2 separate regions of the Homo sapiens genome follow, and region 1 is linked to region 2. Evidence: read pairs that join two places in POLR2A ChIA-PET (ENCODE). Cell type or tissue: OCI-LY7. All regions are shown on one strand.

Region 1 (8,000 bases), 310 kb before region 2:
ACTTCCCCAGCCACCCGTGTTGTGGCCCAGTGGGCTCATGAACAAAGTGGCCATGGTGGAAAGATGGAGTTAATGCAGGGGCTCAGCATCATGAACTTGCACTCTCCAAGGGCAACCTGGCTACAGCTGCCTTGGAGTGCCTAATATGCCAGCAGTGGAGACCACGCTGAGTCCCTAATATGACACTACTTCCCAGAGTAATCAGCCAGCTACCAGGTGGCAGGTTGATTAAAAGGGGCCACTTCCATCATGGAAGCGGTAGTGTTTTGTCCTTACTGGAATAGACACTTACTCTGGATATAGATTTGTCTTTACTACACACAATGTTGTCTCTATTAAAGATAATAATTAAAAAATTAGCCAGGTATGATAGTGCGCTCCTGTAGTCCCAGCCACTCAGAAGGCTAAGGCAGGAGGATTGCTTGAGCTTGGGAGGTTGAGGCTGTAGAAAGACATGATCATACCACTGCACTCCAGCCTGGGTCACAAAGTGAGACCTTATCTCAAAAAAAAAAAAAAAAAAAAAAAGCATTAACCATGCAAGAAAAAAAAGATAAATTGGGCTTCACCAAAATTAGATAATTCTGATCTCTTTTTTGTTTTTGTTTTTTGACAAAAATTGGACAAGCAGCCTTATGAATAAATAGGAAAATAACAGGAAGAGACATTTCAAGGAAGAAAATATACAAAGGGCTAATAAACACATGAGAAATGTTTAGCTTCATTGGCCGCCAAGAAATGCAAATTAAACTCATAAGATATCTCTACACATGCATTGAATTGGCTTTAAAAAAGGAGTTGGAGAGGATATGGAGAAACTGGAATTCAGACTGCTGGTGGGAATGTAAAATAGTAAAAATCAAGTAGGGAAGTAATTTAAGTTTCCTGAAAACATAAGCATATTCTCATTCAATAATTCCACCCTGGAATAGTCACCCAAAATTTTGTACATGAATGTTTATAGCAGCTTTATTCATACTACATGGATGAATCTCAAAAATATTATGCAAAAGGAAAGAACTTAGAAACAAAAGAGTAAATATTATATGTTTCAATTTGTAGGAAATTCTAGAAAAGGCAAATCAAATCTATAGAAAGCAGATGGAGAGTTACCTGGTTCTGGGAGGTTTGGGGTGACTGGGAAGGCACACAAGGAAACCCATTGAGATGATGGAAATGTTCTAGATCATGACAGTGATTGCTTTTACATCAGTGTGTATGTTTGTCAAAAATCATTGAATCATATACTTATGATGGGTTCATTTCAATGTATATTAATTATAACTCGATAAGCTGATTTTTAAGAAAGAGAACTATAAACAAAATATTCAGAGTGGTAATTACTTCTGGAGAGTACACGAGGAGTGGGTTAGAAAAGGCACACTCAAGTAGATGTAATAGTATCATGTTATGTTCAAGTTCTTTTTTTTTTTTTTTTTTTTTTTTTTTTTTTTTGAGACGGAGTCTCGCTCTGTCACCCAGGCTGGAGTGCAGTGGCGCGATCTCGGCTCACTGCAAGCTCCGCCTCCCGGGTTCACGCCATTCTCCTGCCTCAGCCTCCCGCGCAGCTGGGACTACAGGCGCCCGCCACCACGCCCGGCTAATTTTTTGTGTTTTTTAGTAGAGACGGGGTTTCACTGTGTTAGCCAGGATGGTCTCGATCTCCTGACCTCGTGATCCGCCCGCCTTATGTTCAAGTTCTTAAAACAGTCTGGGGATAGGCTCATGGCTTTTCATTTCATCGTAGTATTTCATAATTTATATTCATGTTACTTTTTTGTATGCATGCATGAACTATCACATTATAAAAATAAAAGTGTGAGAGAGCTTAACAAATAAAATGTTATAGCCTTTATATCTGTGGAGGAGGAAACACATTTTAATCTGAACATCTTGTGAAGGCACTGGAGCAGGACACACAGGAAGAGATGTGATGAGAATCAACCTAAGACCCCAACAACAGATGAATCCATAAAGAAAATGTGGTGTATATATACAACGGAATACCATTCAGCCATACAAAATGAAATCCTGTCATTTGTGACAACATGATGAAGCTGGAGGACATCATGTTAAGTGAACCAAGCCAGACACAGAAAGACAAATACCACATGAACTTACTTATATGTGGAATCTGAAAAAAATAAGAAGTTGATATTATGGAAGTATAGCATAGAATAGCATCTATCAGAGACTGAGGAGGGAATGAGGAGGGAAGAGAGGGAAAGATTGGTCAACAGGTACAAGGTGCCAATTCGATAGGAGGAATAAGGTTTGGTGTTTTATTGCACAGTAGGGTAACTATGGTTACTAGTAAGGTATTATATATTACAAAATAGCTAGGAAAGAGGCTTTTGAATGTTCTCACCACATAGAAATGAAAACTGCACGAGACAATGGATATGCCAACCACCCTGATTTGATCATCACTGTACAACATATATATGTATTATATTGCAATGTCAAACTGTGCCCCATAAATATGTACAATTACAATGTGTCAATTAAAACATTAAAAAAACCAACAGATTAAAAGAAAAAGAGAGAGATGAAACAGCAGAGTGTATGCAAAAACAGCTTTACACCCTGGATTTAAAGGGCTCTACATTCTCATTCAGGAGATTTTTTTGCATTGGTCCTGAAACTTTACACTAAACAAGCTTATCCCCACACAGGCTTTCCTAAGCCAATAAATAAAGCTATGGAATACCTATTCGTTTTCAGCACTTTCGCTGTTAGCCTGGTTACCAACATTGCTCCCTTTTCCCTCTGGTTTTGCGTATCACTGAATAGTTTCTTTTCTCAGTCATACTCATTGAGCTGGATACCTGGACTTAGACATCATTGCCTGACAGCATCTTTCCCCTAATAGGTTACTTTCCACACATTCTAGTTATTCTTAATCCTAGACACTCACGGATTTAAGAAATGTTGAAAATTAAGATAGCTTATTCTCCTCCAATCCCTAATCTAGGCTTCACTTGCCTAGAACTGGTATCCCTAATGTGCTAAAGGTAGCAATGGGAGAGATTATAGGTGCCCTGATTTTGAGGGAAAAGAGGGGCAATTTTACAAATGCCAGAGTTAGTACTAATGGTGAACCCTTCTCAAGTGCCCTGAAGCTAATTTGCATATACTTCTTTTCTGTATTTCATTTTCAAATATCCCCCAGATTGTAATTTGCCGTGATTTTATTTTTCAGTGATTTCATGCTCATTTACTGGTACACTGAAAGTTTGAATATCAAAGCGTATATCTGTATGAATAGGTTGACCCTGTACATAAGTCATCATATGCAGCAAGGGTCAGACACTACACATAACCGGGGTGACAGCCCCATCAGTCCCTGATTTAATGACATGTTTGCATAATATGACTATACTAGAGAAAGTTTGCATAGTGGGACTATATTGCTGAGCAAGAAGAATGTGCCAATTAGAAACAATCCAGGAGACATCCCTATCAAAGGTGAAAAGTATTGTAGATGTATCAAAGATGAATTTCAGCAGGACCATAACCTGATGAGACTCATCAAAGTAGGAAACTGCCTTTAGAAAACTTCCTTTGAAATACCTGAATTCTTGAAAAAGTCCCTCAAATATTGATGTGTACTATCTGCAGCTTGTGGAACTGAATCAAACTATATTTAAAAAGGAGCATCTTTAATTTTCTCAGACTTCATAGAAAAGGAAATGGAGACTGGTCACTAGAGGGTTCTTCTTCCTTCTACTTCTGCTGAAGGGTAACTTCCGATATCAACTTCCTCAAACCTCTGATGAGCTGCTGCTGCTCGACTCTGAGGTGCATTCTTTTTTTGATGAGAGGCATCTCTAGGTACCATCCCTGACCTGGTCCTCATGCTGCCGAGGCTGTTGCTGTTGATCTGTGGTGAGTTGGGCAACTCAGAGCAGGGCATGGGATGCAATCATGCTTGGGCTCTGCTTCCTGAAGGGCTGTAAGGACTTCTTAGGACTAAGGTTCTGTCAGGTAATGCTCAGGGGTGCTCAGATCTCCACTTCCACGGAGGGCTCAGAGTCAGGCAAAAAGTTGTAGATATTTCAAAAAGCCAGAGTTTTCAAGAAAACTATCATTTCAGTTTTTATCTCATAGGAAGTGTTCACTGTCTGTCTTCCTTTCCATCAATAATTGTCTTTGTTCTCAGTGTTTTCAACAGCTGCCAAAAGAAAAATCTGTATAATAAATAGGCCTCTGAATTCCTTGCCCTTCTTACTACCAACGTTATTTCCTTTTATCCCTCTCTGACTCCCCATTCCCACAGTCAAACCTTAGAACTTATCATCACTCCTTTGTTTTCAGCATACATCCCCCACCCCCACTAAGTTGTGTTTCTAGCTCACTTTCTCCTGCACTCTATTTCCAACATGACTTCAATTACCCCAGGGCTACTTTTCCATTATCAGTAACTACACTTCATGTGCTCACTTCTCATGGTGCTCAGCTCAGATTCTGCAGCTCACCACCACAACACTCCCTCGAGCACACCTTCATCTCTCTTCCCCCATAGCACTCTCCTGGTTTACACGCCCTTCTGCATGCTTCACTCCTGGACATAAACAGCTGAATGGGATTTTTTTTTAAATGCACAACCCTGATGACTTATCCCCTTTTAAGTGTAGGACCCCCAAATCTCAGGTAGCCAACAGCAATGCCAGGCAATTATCCTACATGTTCACAGTCCATGTTGCTCCATTATCACTATTGCATACCTTATCCTGTCACCTCATACTTCTCTGTTCACTCTCATTGTGTAATCTTGCTTCATATTTCATTGAGAAAATAAAAGCAGTCAGAAGAAAACTCTCTCATCTTTCTGTTGCTGTTGACCTACTCACCTCTGCATTCACATACACTGCCTTCTCTTCCCCTACCACGAATATATTGCCCCTCATCTTGTTGATGACAAGACTCTCCACTTGTGCATTAGGCCCATGACCCTCTTACTTTCTCAAAAAGTTTGCTCCATCATCAATATGTTTCTTCATTCTAAATTATTCCCATAAGTATACAAACATGCTACAGTATCTTTTATTAAAAACAGCTTTATTGAAATATTATTCACATATAATACAATTCACCATTTAAGTTATGCAATCCAATGGTTTTTTATGACAATCACTGAGTGGTGCAACTATCACCACAATCAATTTCAGAATGTTTTCATCACCCAAGAAAGAACGCCATACCCACTAGCAGGCATCCCCAATTTTTTTTCCAACGCCTCACCTATCCTCACCCCTCTATTTTCTGGCCACATGCAATCATTATCTACTTTCTGTCTCTCTATATTTGTCTATTCTGGACACACACCCCATATCTAACTGTAATTATATATCCCTTGAGCAACATTTCCCTCATTCCTCCTTCCCCACTATTACCCAAGCTTCTTGTAACCATGATTCTGCACCGTCCTTCTATGAGATCAACGTTTTCAGATTCCACATGAGTGAGATAATGCAGTACTTGTCATCCTGTGCCTACCTCATTTCATTTAACATAATATCCTTCAGGCTCACCCATGTTGTTGTAAATGATAGGATTTCATTATTTTTTATGTCTGAATAGTATTCCATCATGTATGTATATTGCATTTTCTTTATCCATTAATTTTTTGATGAACATCTACATTGATGCTGTCTTGGCTATCGTGAATAGTGCTGCAATAAATGTGGGAGTGCAGATATCTCTTTAACACACTGCTTTAATTTCCTCTGGATACATGTCCAGTAGTGGGATGGCTGAACCATATGGTAGTTCCATTTTTTATATTTTAAGAGCCTCCATACTGTCTTCCATAATGGCTGTTCTAATTTACAGTCCCACCTACAGCATGTGAGGATTCTCTTTTCTCGACATCTTTGACAATACTAGTTATCTTTGGTCTTTTTGATTATAGTCATTTTCATAGGTATGGGGTAATATTTCATTGTGGTTTTGATTTGCATTTTTCTGTTGATTAGTGATATTGGGCATTTTTTCATATACCTGTTGGCCATTTGCATTTCTTCTTTTGAGAATTAGACCATTGTTAATAGGGTTGTTTTCTCACTATTGAGTTGTTTGAGTTTCTTATATATTCTGGATATTAACTTTTTCTCAGATGTATTGACTGCAAGTACTTTTTCCTATTTCATAGGTTGTCTCTTCACTCTGTTGATTGTTTCTTTTACTATGCTGAAGCCTTTTGGTTGTGTGTAATCCCGTTTGTCTATTTTTGCTTTTATTGCTTTTGCTTTTGAGGTCCTAGCCAAAAAAATCACTGCCCAAATCAGTGACATAGAGCTTTCCCCAATGTTTTCTCCTAGTAGTTTCAGTTCAGGGTCATACATTTAAGTCTTTCATCCATTTTGAGTTGATTTTTGTCTATGGTGAGAGATAAGAATCTAATTTCATTCTTCTATAAGTGGATATCCAGTTTTCTTAATACTATTTAGTGAAGACACTGTCCTTTCCACATCGTGTATTCTTAACACCTTTGTTGAAAATCAGTGGGCTATAAATGTGTGGATTTATTTCCGGGCTCTCTATTCTGTTTCATTGGTCTATGTGTCTGTTTTTGTGCCTGTACAATGCTGTTTTGATTATTATAGGTTTGTAGATTATTAGAGTTTTTGAAGTCAGGTAGTATAATACCTGAAGCTTTTCTTTTCTTCAAGGTTGTTTGGGCTATTCAGGGTTTTCTGTTTGTTTATTTGTTTTTAGTTCCATACAAATTTTAGGATTGCTTTTTCTATTTCTGAAGACAATGTCATTGGTATTTTGATAGAGATTGCATTGAATCTGTAGATGATTCTGGGTAGTATTGACATTTTAACAGTATTTATTCTTCCAATCCATGAACATGTGATATCTTTCAATTTATTTGCATCTTCTTCAATTTCTTCATTTATGTTTTATAGTTTTCACTGTAGAGATATTTCAACTTCTTGGTTAAATTTATTCCTAAGTATTTTATTATTTTATAACTATTGTGAATGGGATTGTTTTCTTAATTTCTTTTGCAGGTAGTTCACTATTAGTATATAGAAACACTACTGATTTACATATTTTGTCTATCTATCTATCTATCTATCTATCTATCTATCTATCTATTATCCAGCAACTTCATCAGTGAAGTTGCTGCCCAAATCAGTGACATAGAGCTTTATCATTTATTAGATAAAATTTTGTTGGTGGGGTCTTTAGAGTTTTCTATATATAAGATTTTGTCATCTGCCAACAGGGACAATTTAACTTCTTCCTTCTCAATTTGGATGCCCTTTCTTTCTTTCTCTTGCCTAATACTTTGGCTAGGACTTCAATTATTATGTTAAATAGAGGTGGCCAAAGTGGGCATCTTTGTCTTGTTCTAGATTTTAGAGAAATGCTTTCAACTTTTCCCCATTCAGTATGATATTAGCTACAGACTTGTCATATATGACCTTTATTATGTTGAGGTACATCTCTTCTACACCTAATTTTCTGAGAGTTTTTAACGTAAATGGATGTTGAATTTTGTCAAATGCTTTTTGTGCATGTATTGATCATGTGGTTTTTATTCTTGATTTTGTTAATGTGATGTATCATTTCTATTGATCTGCATGTTGAACCATCCTTTCATCCCTGAAATGAATCCCATTGATCATGGTAAATGAATTTTTAAAATGTTCTGTTGAATTTGGTTTGCTAGTTATTTTGTTGAGAATTTGCACATCTATGTCTATCGGAGATATCAGCCTGTAGTTTTCTTTTTGTTGTGTTTTTGTCTGGTTTTGGCATCAAAGTAATATTAGCCTCTTAGAATGAGTTTGAAAGTGTTTTCTTCTTTTAATTTCTTGGAAATCATTTGAGAGGAATTGGTATTAGTTCTTTAAATGTTTGGTAGAATTCAGCAATGAAGCCATCAGATCCTAGGTTCCTTTTTGATGGAAGACTTTTTATTACTGATTGAATTCCCTTAGTTGTTATTGGTCTGTTCAGATTTTCTATTTCTTCACAATTAA
Region 2 (8,000 bases):
CTTCCAAGGGCATTGGAAGCTCACTCCACCTGAACCATGGCTTTTCATGCTTCCAAGTGTCAGGGCCTTGCCCAGATAGACAGGGCTGGCTCTGCTGCCCCAACCTTTCAAGGAGGAAACCAGACACCTGAGACAGGAGCCTGTATGCAGCCCAGTGCAGCCTTGCAGAGGACAAGGCTGGAGGCATTTGTCATCACTACAGATATGCAACTAAAATAGACGTGGAGCAAGAGAAATGCATTCCCACCGAGGCCGCTTTTTTAGGCCTAGTTGAAAGTCAAGAAGGACAGCAGCAAGCATAGGCTCAGGATTAAAGAAAAAAATCTGCTCACAGTCTGTTCTGGAGGTCACATCACCAACAAAGCTCACGCCCTATGCAGTTCTGAGAAGGTGGAGGCACCAGGCTCAAAAGAGGAAATTTAGAATTTCTCATTGGGAGAGTAAGGTACCCCCATCCCAGAATGATAACTGCACAGTGGCAGAACAAACTCCACCCTAATGTGGGTGGACCCCGTCCAGTCTGTTGAAGGCCTGAATGTAACAAAAGGGCTTATTCTTCCTCAAGTAAGGGGGAACTCCTGCTTTGGGCTGGGACATAAGTTTTTCTGCTTTCAGACGCAAACTGAAAAATGGCTCTTCTTGGGTCTTGAGCTTGCTGGCATATGGACTGAAAGAAACTATGCTATTGGATCTCCTGGATCTCCAGCTTGCTGACTGCAGATCTTGAGATATGTCAGCCTCTACAGTCACAAGAGCTAATTCATTCTAATAAACCAATCTTTCTGTATGTGTGCATGTGTATGTGTGTGTATAAATGTATATGCATTTGTGTACACAGATAGGTGTATATCTGTGTGCTTACCTCATGGGTGCATGTGAGTACACACAAAAAAACCACACACACACAAGCACACACATCCTGTTGGTTCTGTTTCTCTAGAGAACACTGACAAACACAATGATTAACAAGGGTGCGAGAACCAAATGGGCAGGCTAAGCGTCTGCTCTCGAGGCTGGACTTCCATGAGAGGGAAGGCTTCCGTCTTTAGAACAGATACATTTTTCTAGTTTGCAACCTTGTGCTGGTCTTGAGTGAAGAGGAAGGAGAAAGTGAAGAAATTCCCCCATGCTTTAGCCTGGGATAGGACAGACCCAGTGAAACGGGTCTATCTATAATTTAGAATGGGCAAACAAAGAGCAAACCTCAGCCTCGAGTATAGTGTGGCCTGGAGTGGACTCGAGTTCTTGAGGGACAAAATCTCAACTGCCCAGCAGTGGTCTCAGGAGGCTCCACAGAGGCAGAATGTTTCTTTGAGGGGACAGCCCCACATATTAGGAGAGCAGTATGGCTCTTGTGACTGTAGAGGTTGACATATCCTAAGATCTGCAGTCAGCAAGCTGGAGAGCCAATAGTACAGTTTCTTTCAGTCCAAATGCCAGCAAGCTCAAGACCCAAGAAGAGCCATTTTTCAGTTTGAGTCTGAAGGCTGAAAAACTAATGTCCCAGCCCAAGGCAGGAAGAGTTCCCCCTTACTAGAAGAAGAATCAGCCCTTTTGTTTTATTCAGGCCTTCAACAGACTGGATGGTCCCCACCCACATTAGGCAGGGCAATCTGCTCTATTTAGTCTAATTATTCACATGTTCATCTCACCCAGAGAGACCCTCACAAAACACTCAGAATCATGTTTGACCAAATGTCTGGACACTCTGTGGCCCAGTCAAGTTGACACATAAACTTAATCATCACAATCACAAAGGTGGTCTCTTGGCTGCACACATTTTTGGGGATTGTTTCTCAGTTGGTTCAGATCTCTGAGCTGTTACTTTTAGGGTCTCCTCAAAGAGAAGAGAGGCCCGGCTTCCCTCACATTTGTGGTTAAAAGAAATATTCTAAGATTATGCCCACTTCCTCTTTTTGTTTTGTCTTTTGTCACTTCTCAAAGTCCACCTGTCTCTTTGACATCTAGCTGACCTGTTTCATGTCTCCTAATTTTACCTCAACTAACCAACTTTATTGTCTTTGCCCTCTTCCAATCTCCTCTGATTAATACTGCCCACTCAACAGAGAGCTTGCCATAAGAATAACTACTACTTATTAGGAATTAATGTGTCATACCTTATGCTAAGCTTTTTGCATAAATTATCTTATTTAGGGTGCATAACAGGCCTATGCAATACTTATTCATTACTGTCCCTGTTCCTGGAACCAAGCTGAGTTCAGCTGTGTTTTCTCAAGGCCCAATAATGAGAAGCAGACAAACTAGGAAAGAAGGGAACTTATTGCTGTAACCAGATACAGTGAGAAGGTCAGAGATAATTCTATCAGTCCAACTCAAAGTGTTACAGTTTTCTCAGTGCTTATATAGGTTGGGATTATGTGCCTCTGTGCAGTATAGCATTCACCTAAGTCTATTGGTAACTAATTTTGTTTCAACTAGAAGGTCAGAGGCAAAAAAAAAGCTTGCTAAGTCCAATTAAAAGGCCTCCAATACCTTCAAGGCCTGTCTACTGTGGTACTGGAGTGATTATTTCTCTCTTATCTCCTTTATGGCTTGGTCCGGAGAGCTGTCTTAGACTCTCCAATGAATCTATTCAAACAGCTGCCTCTGTTACCTTGACTCGTCTCAGATTTCATTGACCAGAGACAGGTCCTGGCACTAGGAATCTATGACTGTCTCTATTATTTTGGCTTGCTCCAGGTTAGGGAGAAGCCCATGCAAGGCTCCTACTGACCATATGTTTCATTTCCAGCTTTGATGTCTGGGCACCGATTTCTCTAGGTTTAACTATTTGCTCAATGTTAAGGCAGTGCTGTGGAAATTTGTCTGTGTAGCTGGGGTGCTATGCAGGCCTGTCTGTGTGACTGTCATGCAGGCCTGTCTGTGTGACTATCAGGGAGAATTGGCCTGCCACATCCCTATTTTACAGATGAGGTAACTGAGACTTAAAGAAATTAGTTTAGACTAAGACCACACAATAGTAAGTCAGAGCTAGAACTGTGCATCCCTGGAGTCCATGCTTAGTCACTTCACCAAATGTCCTCAGTGAGTATCGTGGGCCACAGAGTCCTATTTGGGGAGAGGCATTTGTGAAGCAGGAAGAGAGCACACGAGACTTGGAGCCGGAAGGCCTGGCTCCTGTACAGGCCACTACCCGTTGCTGTTTAACCTCTCTGAGCTCTGGTTACCTCATCTATAAAACTGGAAAAGAAATAACAGCTGCTTGACTGAATTACATATGGAAGGAGGTAAGGTTTGAGAACGCTATGCAGATGTTCACGGAAGCAGGTGGGGAGGTGCCTGTGTTTGTTACCAAGTTTGCATTGCTTTCTGTTTGCCTTTCTTGGTCCCTCCCCCATCATTACAGTGGAGCAGCTGCTGAATTGCAAAAACATACTTCAGGGCCAGGCGCGGTGGCTCACGCCTGCAATCCCAGCACTTTGGGAGGCCGAGGCGGGTGGATCATGAGGTCAGGATATCGAGACCATCCTGGCTAACACGGTGAAACCCCATCTCTACTAAAAATATAAAAACTTAGCCAGGCGTGGTGGCGGGCGCCTGTAGTCCCAGATACTCGGGAGGCTGAGGCAGGAGAATGCCGTGAACCCAGAGGCAGAGCTTGCAGTGAGCTGAGATTGCGCCACTGCACTCCAGCCTGGGTGACAGGGCGAGACTCCGTCTCAAAAAACAAAAAACAAAAAGCATACTTCAGAAGAAAATGATGGAAAATAATCTGGTCTTCTTTTTAATGTGAGGGGAATGGGATAATTAGATGGGAGGTGTGGGAATGCATAAACTCAACATTTCAGGGATTACATAAATTCATAAAATCTTTCTGATGTGAATGTTCTTTAATTATTTTCCAGAGAAATAAAAGCAAAGGGGTGATGTCCCCAGAGACACTCTTCCGGGTGGCTTATTGACAAAAGAACATATTTGCTTATAAGAAGGCTGTGAATAAATACAAATTTCGTGGGTGGGGCCCAGCATATCCTGCAGCTCTACATTTCTTGGCATCAGGCAGTTTAAGAGATTAAGGACTCTGATGAAAAGAGACAAAATGAGAGTGTTCAGGCTGCTGGGTGCCTCAGGGACGTGTCCTCCACGCCCGGCCTCAGCCTCCCTTCCCATCTCTCCACCATTGCTCTCGTCCATCTTATGTGTTTGTCCCACACCTCTGAACACCATGTCCACCTGTGTCTCCAAGTGGGGCACCACAGAGCAAACCCGATGGATAGATCTGGTCCAGAGGCGGCCTTGTGGCCATGTTGGTGGATGGAGGAGAGCTGGGGGAAGACATGGGAGAATAAGGCTTAGAGGCAGGTGCCCCTCACTTGCCTTCCTTCCATCTGACCAAGCAGTGCTCTTTGTCAGGGTCACTGTCACCTGGCCTCACCAAAAATAGAATGAGCTCTGCGTGGGAAGGGAAGAAGGAGGAGGTGCTGTGGCCATAACCATGGGGTAACAGGGGCGTAGGGAGGGTGAGGCAATAGCTCAGGAGGACCCTCCCCAGCTGGCCCAGGGACTCCAGGCCTCAGGCTTTGGGGTGTGAGAGTGGTCAGGGAGGGGTGAGTTGTTTAATTTTCAAGTCTTATTACTAGAGAAGGCCTTGAGGGCATCCACTTCTTGTACTTTTCTCATGCTTGGGCCCCTCCACAGCATCCCTGCTGAGACATCAGCCAGCCTATGCTGGAATGCTTCTGGGGCCAGGGAGCTCAGCACCTCACCTGGCCTGAAATCACTGAAGGTTAGAGCTAGAAGGGGCCCTTGAGACCCTCAGGCCCTGCTCATGCTCATGTTTCCTGTCACCCTTCTTGCACTCTGAAAGTGACCTCCCTGTCACTCTTACCCTTAAGGAGAGTCTGCCCCCTGTACTTATTAGCCAAACTGCCTCCTTCAGATGTCACCTTCAATAGCTAAACTGTGGGGCAAGGCAGTGTGGGAGCTCCTCCACGCTCCTCACTATCATTTGCAAATTCCTTCACTGAGTATGTGTTCTTATTTAGTATGAATTCATATTCAGTGCCTACAACTGAGAATTGTTGAGAAGTCATCAAGAAGACCCACCTTGCCACTATGCACATCCTCAGTTTTGCCTACAACTGAGAATTCTTATTCATATGTATTCATATTCTGTACCTACAACTGAGCCAGGTGCTTGCTGTACTAAGTACTTGGAATACACTGGTAAACAAGGCAAATAAAAAAAATTCTGCCCTCAAGGAGCTGACATTCTAGCAGGGGAAACAGACAGGGAACGCTAAACATGATAAGTATGTAACTTATGTCATGATTTAGAAGGTGGCATGCGCCATGAAAAAGAAGAAATAGAGCCAAATAGGAGGGTTAGGATGCCCAGAGGAGGCTGCAACAATAAAGAGTGGTCGAGGAAGTCCTCACAGAGACGGTGATCTGAACAAAGGCATGAAATGTTCCATGGCCATTTGGACAGCATACAGGAGTCAGAGGGAGGAGTGCCCCAAGAAGAGGACATAAAATAGGATCACACCCAACAAGTTTGGGGCTAGACAGCAGAGAGCCACGTGGAGGCAGGGGGGCCAGTTAGGAGACCACTACACCATCCAGGTGAGAGATTATGACAGTTGAGATGGGGTGATGGTGGTGGGGTCAGAAGTGATGGAATACTGGGCATATCTTGAAGCTAAAGTATCCAGAATTTTCTGATGGATGAAATGAAGATTCAAGAGAAAGAAAAGAATCAACATGATTCCAAAATACTTGGCCTGAGATTCTAGAAAGATGGCAGCTCCATCCTGAGGTGGAGAACACTGTAAGTGGAACAAGTTAGGGGAGAGGATCAGAAGTTTGGTTTTGAGCAATGGACATGCAGGTGGAGATGTCAAGGACACAGTCAGTGACAGAAGACTGGATTCAGGAGGGAGCTCTGGAGACGTACATGCCAGTCATTGGCATCGAGGATGGCATGAGGGCATTGAGGATGTGCATAGTGACGAGGTGGGCCTTCTTGACTACTTCAGAAATATGTCTTGTCTGCCAATTCAGGATGGCCAAATGAGCACACACCCCATTACTCCTCTCGCTTGCAAAATCCACCAAAATATTAGATTTATCATTTATTGGTCATTGTCCTAACAGTACTACATATATTGTCTCACTCCATCTCAAAATAACTTATAAGAGAGCTGCATTGTGCCCGTTTTACAGATGAAGATGCCACAGTGCTGAGATCCAGTTATCCAAGGCCACAGGACTAATATGAAGCAGTTTCAAACTCAGAAGGCCCACTCTTAATCACCATGTTATACTGATGTAGCACATGTTCCAGCAAATCTAAACTTTAGCAATAAAAATAAAATCTAAGAAAGAAAATGTCACAAGATCCATGAGAATGTAGTACTCAGGTGTCCCAGAAAAAATTCTAAGCTGACAGCTACACAGCTGCCCCAGAAAACAATGCATCCAAAAAGTCAGAGGACTTGGGGAAGATTGCTCCACTTCCACCAGAGGAAGTCACTTCCACTCCAGAAATTATAGAAATAAGAACACAGAATAAAGATTCTAAGCAGGTCTAAGTCAATTCTAAACAATCAGATGAGATATGTTATTCTTCAATAAAAATTACAGCAAATAGAATGACAATTAGAAATCCAGGGAAAACAAGACAGTCTAAGAAAGTCGTGGTTCAAATTTGAAGTAACTGAAGTGTGGGTAACTGGATAATTAATGGAGTGGAGAAAAGAGACCTTTATTCATAGAACATTCTCCTTTGAGTGCCCAAGGTTTAATTACATAGTATTTTATTTCCTTTTCCGTGGGCCTAATCACAGTACTTGGTTCTGCAGTGACTCGTGTTTACATAATAATAATGCCTTAAATACTGTTTAAGGGTTTTCAATTTTTAGAATCAACTTCAAGCACAGAACACTTAATTATGGCTACTTCAGTATTCAAATTCTATAAACACGTGCAACACAAAAGTGATATTATGGCTCACAGAACTCTGGAGGTGGAAAGCAGAGGAAAGTCTACATGCACTAACTTTGTGTATGTGTGTGTGTGTAGTGGAGAATCAATATAGACTTTTTCTAAAAATAATACATCAAAAAATTGAGATTTGGCTGGGTGCAGTGACTCACAGCTGTAATCCCAGCACTTTGGGATTGATTCACAAGGCCGGTGAATCATTTGAGCCAGGAGTTTGAGACCAGCCTGGTCAACATGGTACAACCCCGTCACTAATAAAAATACAAAAATTAGCCAGGCATGGTGGCATGCGCCTGTAATCCCAGCTACTCAGGAGGCTGAGGCAGGAGAATTGCTTGAACCCGGGGGGTGGAGGTTGCATTGAGCCGAAATTTCTCCACTGCACTCCAGCCTAGGCGAGAGAGTGAGACTCCGTCTCAAGAAAAAAAAAAAAAAAAAAAAAAAAAAGGGAAAAAAAAGAAAAAGAAAGAAATTGAAATTTAGGTCCTTTTTTTTAAAGCATAAATCTAGCCATTAGAAAAACCTAGTCATATTACAGATTGAAACCAGGAAGTAAAGGGGACAGGAAGACAGGAAAGCCCTATAATGCCCTAAATTCTTCATCTTTCCTACAATGTAGGTAATAGACACCATCTAGTATAGTTTGGATGTGTGTTCTTGCCCAAATCTCATTTTAAAATGTAATCCCCAGTGTCGGAGGTGGGGCGCAGTGGGAGGTGATTGGATCTCCGGGGCAGATTTCTCATGAATGGTTTAGCACCATCCCCCTTGGTAATGTCCTCACAATAGTGAGTTACTGTGAGATCTGGTTGTTTACAAGTGTGTGGCCCCTACCCCTGCACTCTCCCTCTCTCTCTTGCTCCCACTATGGCCATGTGATGCACCTGCTCCCAGGTTGCCTTCGGTCATGATGGTAAGTTTCCGGAAGCCTCCCAGAAGCTGAGCAGATGCCAGCGTCATGCCTCCTGTGCAGCCTGCAGAACCGTGAGCTATTAAACCTCTTTTCTTTATAAATTATCCAGTCTCAAACATGT

The links. Peaks named below come from ENCODE experiments on the same cell type or tissue, not always from the same donor. Only the 100,000 strongest peaks of a DNase experiment are listed, where the experiment ranks them.
Region 1: POLR2A ChIA-PET joins it to region 2 with 6 read pairs; 1 of 35 experiments calls an interaction of 5 or more read pairs at or near these places.

The regions. Positions count from the first base shown.
Region 1 is chr1:157,815,895-157,823,894 of GRCh38, reverse strand. It overlaps FCRL1 (Fc receptor like 1), which reads left to right and starts at 3,775. Exons shown (of 11, transcript NM_052938.5): 1 at 3,775-3,888. The coding sequence starts at 3,858. In OCI-LY7, a CTCF peak has its summit at 3,708; DNase peaks (open chromatin) are centred at 3,774, 4,444 and 6,469; H3K4me3 peaks cover 5,024 bases; H3K27ac peaks cover 4,800 bases.
Region 2 is chr1:157,506,164-157,514,163 of GRCh38, reverse strand. It overlaps FCRL5 (Fc receptor like 5), which reads left to right. Exons shown (of 17, transcript NM_031281.3): 17 at 1-787. Among named protein-coding and RNA genes, the nearest start is that of FCRL5, 42 kb to the left of the region's middle. In OCI-LY7, no CTCF peak of the experiment used is centred here; DNase peaks (open chromatin) are centred at 1,553, 1,883, 2,503, 3,263 and 1 weaker place; H3K4me3 peaks cover 3,856 bases; H3K27ac peaks cover 4,978 bases.